Regions from separate parts of the Homo sapiens genome. Here region 2 is linked to region 1. Evidence: chromatin contacts called from ENCODE Hi-C or POLR2A ChIA-PET data. All regions are on one chromosome and are shown on one strand. The core of a region is the stretch at or near the end of the contact, and the rest is flanking DNA. Distances in the headings are between cores, read along the strand shown. Region 1 overlaps MICAL2 (microtubule associated monooxygenase, calponin and LIM domain containing 2). Region 2 overlaps MICAL2 (microtubule associated monooxygenase, calponin and LIM domain containing 2).

Region 1 (3,244 bases), core at 299-2,798:
CCCACCTTGGCCTCCCAAAGCGCTAGGATTACAGGCATGAGCCACCGTGCCCGGCCTATTCTTACATTTATTTTCAAAAGAAATTCTGTCAGAAATATTTAAGGAGGGCAACAGCATTATTTTATATTTATGAATGTCTGGTTTTAGAATTTCACCTTTGTTTATTAGAAATTCTCGATTAAAGTCCTGGTACTATGAATCTGATGGATTTAGTAGTTTTCAATTTGCGGTTAAGGATGGCATTTGTAGCCTTATATCAGCTTCAATGTCTAATTTATTTTGTTTTGTTTACGTGAACTCAAAATCCATCCAGCCAAGAAGAGAATTTCAAGTAAAATGGTTTTTTTAACAGCTTACTTTACAGTCTCTTCAATTACAATAATCTGTAAACTTGAACATGAAGTAGGTAGATGTGTTTAACTTGCTTTAAGATTCAACCTTGAAACCAAACTTTTCTGCTTTGTAAGATCAAGGCAGCATCACCCACTTTAAAGAAAAGCTGTCAGTAGGACATGAGTTAGCTTAACAGGGGCCTGCAACATTAAAACATTCAATAAATCGCAACTGCTATTATTTTGTCCTACAGGTTTAAGGAAAAGTTGACAACTGTCCCCCATGCTGGGGATTCATGGTAGTGCTAGTCTGGTACACGGATTTTTAATTTCCTGGGGTCTGTGAACTTGAATGAAGAAAAAACCCTTTATTTTTACTAACCTCTAACTGAAACGTAATATATTCCCCAATTACAGGGACACTGTAGGCAACAAATCCATCTTAGGAGTGCCTGTGACTTCATCACTAATAGAAATCACAAATATTTTCATTCCTTCTTGCAGTGGTTGCAGATATCTCAAGCTAGGATTTACACTTACAACTAGAAATTATTATAAGTGAATAATTATTGAAATTATTGTAAGGTGTTAGACCTACAACTAGATCTTGTTACTTACTATTAGCTATGCTAGATCTGTTAATGTTTTGTTTTATGATTTAAAGAAAATATTCTGAGAAGGTGTCCATAGGTTTTATCAAGTTACTGAGATGGTTTGTGGCATAAAAATGGTTAAGGACCCCTGTTCTGATGCCATAGAGCTGGGAATAGAGGGGTCAGGAGCCATGTGGGGCCTGCCAGTGTAGTGGGTCAGGGGTGGGGGAGTTGCTGAAAAGAGCTTGGAAGGGATCCGGGTCAAATCTCTGCTCCTCTGCTTTTTAGTTTTGTGACTGGGGGCCAATTACTGGCTTGAGACCAAATTTCCACATCTGTAAAACAGCAATATTCTAACACACCGTAGCGGCTTTAGCACACACGACACGATTCCTAGCGATAGGAAATTGTCAGAAACGTAAATTCCTCTTTCCCTTCCTCCCAACTCTGTTCTGTTCCCTCTTGTGTGATATGAGAGATTTTAGTAGATGGCCTCTCTAAGGTCTTTTAAATGCACTGTGATTCTACGTTTTTCCTTTAATTAAGGTCACACCACACAGTCCATTGTTCGAGTCAGAGGTGGTGTCGTAATGCCTCAATGGATGGCTAGTCTTCCCTTCCTGGAGCAGCAGTGAGACGTTCAGACCCTTTCTGACCCTCCTCCCACTGTCCACCTTGGCTCTCCCTGGCTCACCTCCAGCCTGAGCTCATGGGTTGGGAATGTGTAGGCCGATCCTCTGCTCACTGGAGTGCTTGCAAGAGGGCCTTGGGGTAACATGTTCTGAGACCTATTCCTATACTGCCTGCCCCAGCTGATAGCAGGCCTGGGAAACCCATTAATCATTGTCCTCGGTGGCCCCGCAGACCTGCGTTTACTCTCACTGCTTCTCTATCTGCTGTTCCAAGCCAACTGTTCTTAGATGGAAAATGCAGCCTATTGTTGTCTTGGTGGAAAGGCGCTAAAATGATGGAATGCTTTCTTTGTTCAGGAAGTTAGGAGTATGTGGGGTGGGGGAGATGGCTTAATGCCTTCATGAAACCATATCCTGACTCCTTTTTTTTTTTCTTTTTTTTAAATCCTGAATCAGAAAAGTTTTGTGGTCACTGGGTTTGGATGTAATACATTGTTGTGGTTTTGTTGCTTTGTCATTTAACTGACCTGGGCCTTGGAATCATGCTCTATTTCAACTCAGTTTTCAGAGTGGGTGAACACGTTTGGCGTGCCCAGCTGACCGCTGCATTGCTCATTAAAATGATTGCCAGAGTCATGGCCTGGTGGACATCTGTCCACACTCAGCATGTCCTCCCCCTTGTCCTGGCCCAGACACAGAGCCTCTGCTCCAGCTCAGAGCCCAGAATCTAACCGCCTGTGCCCTTCTCAGGCACAGATGTTTCTGAGACTGAACTGAGCCAAGAGAGGTGGATGGTGCATTTGGGGTCTTAAATATCACTGGTAGGATGCTGGCTAGGGACTGTGGAGGTGAGAGGGACACTCTTGCTTCAGGACATAGGAGAAGTAGGTGTGCTGTGGACACTGTTGACATAGACTACCCTTGAAGCTCTTATTTCTTCAAGCCACAGAGTGAGACGGTGGTGTGGCACAGGGCCTGAGAGCATGGTCTTTGAGGTCAGACCAACCTGGGTTTGCATCCCACTTATGGCTGTGAGACTTTTTTTTATTTTTTTGAGACAGGGTCTCACTCTGTTGTCCAGGCTGTTGTGCAGTGGCACAAATCAGCTCACTGCAACCTCCATCTCCTGGGCTCAAGTGATCCTTCCACCTCAGCCTCCCGAGTAGCTGGGACCACCGGTGTGCACTACTATGTTTGCCTAATTTTTGTGTGCTTTTGCAGAGATGGGTTTTGCCATGTTGCCCAGGCTGGTCTTGAACTCCTGAGCTCAAGTGATCCACTCGCCTTGGTTTCCCAAAGTGCTGGGATTACAGGTGTGAGCCACCACGTCGGATCTTGGCTGTGTGACCTTAAGCATGTTACTTCACCTCTCTGTGCCTCAGTTTCCTTAATTGAAAAATGATAATAGTCTCCAACTTTGAGGGTGATTGTGAGGCCTGGATAAAATAATATGTGTAAAGCACTTAGAACAGTGGCCGGCATAGAGGAAGATGATTACCTTTGTCATGATTACTGTTTGTCAGGACTGTTTGAAAGGACTCTGAGCGGAAGCTCTCTATCTGGCTGCCTCCCTGTCCTGCAAGCCGCTCCCTGTTCACCATTCTCCTCCTGGTTAAGTACGGGCATCTGTGTCCCAAGAGAGGGCTCCACTGCAGACCCTGACCACCAGCATACCTGCCCACAGAGG
Region 2 (3,244 bases), core at 511-3,010, 34 kb after region 1:
TTATATATAGGCTGAATAAAACAATCAGAATATTTTATGACACATGAAGTTTATTTAAAATTCAAATTTCAGCATCCATAAATAAAAGCTGATTGTCGCCCAGCCATGTCCATTTCTTTACATAACTGTTGATGGCTGCTTCCACCATGAGAGATCATGAAAGAGACCATAGGGCCCACAGGCCAGAAATATTTCCTAGCTGGTCCATCACACACACACACACACACACACAACTTGCTGACCTCTGATTTAGGCCTTCCAGTTATTTACTGTTACAGATAACACTGCTTCTGTTAAATTATTTCTTTAACATCATTTCCTAGGAATGGCATTAGTTGTTGAGCAAGATTGTACTTCTCACTGGCCTGGAGGGTATGTGCTCACTGCACAACCCTCTCAGTTTCACCTCCATTGCATTATTCCATTAAAAGCTTGAATATTTCCTGCCAGCATATGGTGTCCTTTTGAATGCTTTGAGAATCCTCCAACCCTCCCTTCCTCTAAAAAACCAAGAAAATAAATACTTAAGCCACTCAATATAAATGAGAGCAGGACATTGAGTGGGTTTTTCCACGTTTCAGTGAACTTCCTTGAAACTTTGCTGTGGTTGTCACCTTCGGCCATCGTTTCACAACAGTGCCCTCAGACAGTGACAGTCGCGACCTTCCTGATTCTCCTGGGGGCCCTCTGCATTGATGCCTGTTTCCTATTTAACCGTAATAAAGGTGCTCCTATGGTTACCCAGCACGCCTTGTGTAAATGCTGATATGTCGCCATGTGCCTGTTCCTTTCTCTCCCTTCAAATAAGCCAGTCAGCCTCACACTTGAGTATGAATTGGCATCACCTAGAGCTTGTTAAAGCACAGCGTGCTGGCCCTATCCCCAGGGTTTCTGATTCAGTGAGTCTGAAGAAGGGCCCTGATAATTTGCATTGCTAGTATGTCCTCAGGTGATGCTGATGCTGTTGGCCAGAGACCTCCCTTTGAGAACCGTGGAGCTAAGCTCTCATTGCACAGCATGGTTTTAAATGCAGGAACTTAGTGTGTAAAATGTCTTGTGATTGGTGGAAAGCACAAAAAGATACAGCCCAGCCTTCTAACCTGAGTTGTTCCTACCACTGCACTCGGGTTTTCACATACAAGCCGGGAAACAGTAGAAATATTCCTTGGCATAGTCATTGGAGAATTCCCACAGCTCTATGCTACTATGGGCGCATGGAGGGCACAGTGGACAGGACTTGGAGCTAGATGGGCTGGGGTTCAAATCCCAGCCCTGTCATTGCTGAGCTTCTGTGGCCATGGCCGGCACTTGGCTTTTCTGCACAATTACCCGGCTCTAACTTATACTGGCCCACAACCCCTACAGACGTTGTGAGTTTTAACAGGAATAATGCCGCTATAGAACTATAGAAGCTAGCTGCTTTGACTTGGGTAGATTCTGGCACTCTGTTTTATCTTTGCCAGCCTTGTGTGCCTTAAAAACTGGTCTAACATGAATATTCTGCAGATAAATAACAAGACCAATAGTGAGGCAAAGTACAGTTCCTGGCACACAGTTGGTGCCGAGGAAGTAACACTGAGCTTGTGAATGCTTCTCTTTTCAGGCATAGATCTTGAGAACATTGTTTACTACAAGGACTGCACCCACTATTTTGTAATGACAGCCAAGAAGCAGAGCCTGCTCGACAAAGGTGTCATCATTAACGTACGTACCTCTTGGCTGCGATTTCCCGACTTCGCGACCTGGGCTGGTGACATCAGCAGGTGTGAAGGCAGATGTCGTCCTGCCAGAAACTGAGCGAGGGGAGGAGGGGGGAAGGTGCCACCAGCTTACACCCTTCTTTTTCTTGGTGTTACATGAGTATTGGATAAAGGAGCCCACGCCAATATGCACAGAGAATTTTCTGCAGAGGGACGTGTGCTGCTGTGAGACCTTTACCAGGTGTTAATGTGGATCAACTGAGTCTTTTCCTTCCCAAGTCTCATCCAGCCTTGCCTCTTCTCTGGGAGGTCACATGTCATTTGGAGGCAGATGGGGGCTCCTTGTCCTAATGAGACATAGGCATCCTTTGACTTGTGAATTTCATGCTGTGGAGCCTTGTCACAGTGTGGGGGAATTTCATTATTCATGCAGTCAAAAAGACTCGATCTGCATCTTGACTCTGCCACATACCTCCTCCAGACTGTGGGCAAACTGTGTATCCTTCCTGAACCTCAGTCTTCTTATCTACAAAATAGGAATGATAGTTTCTGCCTGAAAGGGTTCTTGGAAGGAGCAAACAGAAGATATATATAGAGCACCTGGCACAGTGCCCGGCAGAGGGTGGGTTTGTAGATTCCCTCTGTAACTTCTCAGCCTTGTTTGCACACTGGCTTTTTTGTCCTGCTGGCTTCCTGGCCTCTGCTTCGTGGCCTTGCGACTTCATGCTTAAGCACGGAGCAGGGTTGGAAGGAAGAAACATGGAGTAGTGGCCCCTGACTGGAAGCTTCTTCGGACAGGTGTACAACCCTTCCAGAGCCCCTGTAGTTGCTGCCACTGTCACTGCTGCTGCTGCAACCTCAAGATAAGGATCACACTGCCCAAGTTCAGCCTGCTGTCTGGGTGTCAGCCTGGAGCCCAGGCAGCACGGTGGCCATTCATTGCTGCTTGTCAGAGAAGAATGCAGCTATCTTCTTTCCTGCGTGTGCTGGCAGCCGTCTGGGTGGCATTAGTAACCCAGCCACCCCGTGGGCCTTCTCCACTTCAGCTCAGGTCTTTGCTGAGAGCCTGAGTTGTAGACGGAGGCTGTGAATGCGGGCTTGGTGAAGTGGGCTGAGCACGCCAGCAGATGGGTGGGCGATGGGCTTCAGCAGTGTCCCACTGCTGACTGTCAGTCTGGGAGTGGTGGCGTCCCCTTCTTCCCTCTGCCTCACAGAAGTTGCCTCCTGAAGTTGCCGCCTTAGTCTGAAACTGGGGGGTGCAGGGGTGTAGGGGTAGCGGGCAGCTTTGCAGAGGAGAGGTTAGGCAGGCAGGCAAAGCTTGATGGGTTTTGTGTTTTGCAGAGCACCGTGGCCTCCTGGGATGCTAAGGTCACCCTCAGGTCATCCCAGGTGTTTGCTCATGGCAACTCGCTTCCCTGGCGGTTGTCAAAGCCCCTCCAGGCCCATGCTTGTCTTCACCAAGGCCTTTCTTTCTCCTTCAGAGGCCCCTGGGAGCAGCTCCTGAGCTGGTGCTGAGGAGCCTCAAGGTACAAGATGGGAAAGAA

What was found. Hi-C counts contacts between places; a loop is a spot of excess contacts on that map. ChIA-PET counts read pairs that join two places held with the same protein, here RNA polymerase II (POLR2A). Pooled maps may share reads with other maps.
Region 2: a loop to region 1 is called in a map of heart left ventricle, with 2.1 times the contacts of the local background. The contact joins two enhancer-like sites. A Hi-C loop is called at or near these places in 16 of 168 maps with a recorded cell type or tissue (CD14-positive monocyte, CD4-positive, alpha-beta T cell, CD4-positive, alpha-beta memory T cell and 10 more), 10 of 37 single-sample maps with no recorded cell type and 21 of 50 pooled maps. POLR2A ChIA-PET finds 5 or more read pairs at or near these places in 26 of 52 experiments (AG04449, AG04450, CD4-positive, alpha-beta T cell and 18 more).

What each region holds. Positions count from the first base shown.
Region 1 is chr11:12,181,188-12,184,431 of GRCh38, forward strand. All of the region lies in intron 3 of MICAL2 (microtubule associated monooxygenase, calponin and LIM domain containing 2), which reads left to right. Among named protein-coding and RNA genes, the nearest start is that of MIR6124, 19 kb to the left of the region's middle. RefSeq lists an enhancer at 1,147-1,647. Within about 2 kb of position 1,549, at least 20 of the 41 ENCODE cell types and tissues checked have a DNase peak (open chromatin) inside an H3K27ac peak, as active enhancers do; they include PC-9 and heart left ventricle, where a contact is called at or near this core.
Region 2 is chr11:12,214,616-12,217,859 of GRCh38, forward strand. MICAL2 (microtubule associated monooxygenase, calponin and LIM domain containing 2) reads left to right here. Exons shown (of 28, transcript NM_001282663.2): 8 at 1,604-1,704. All of the region lies in intron 2 of LOC124902634 (a long non-coding RNA gene), which reads right to left. Among named protein-coding and RNA genes, the nearest start is that of MIR6124, 53 kb to the left of the region's middle. RefSeq lists enhancers at 2,256-2,756, 2,757-3,244. Within about 2 kb of position 1,761, at least 13 of the 41 ENCODE cell types and tissues checked have a DNase peak (open chromatin) inside an H3K27ac peak, as active enhancers do; they include PC-9 and heart left ventricle, where a contact is called at or near this core.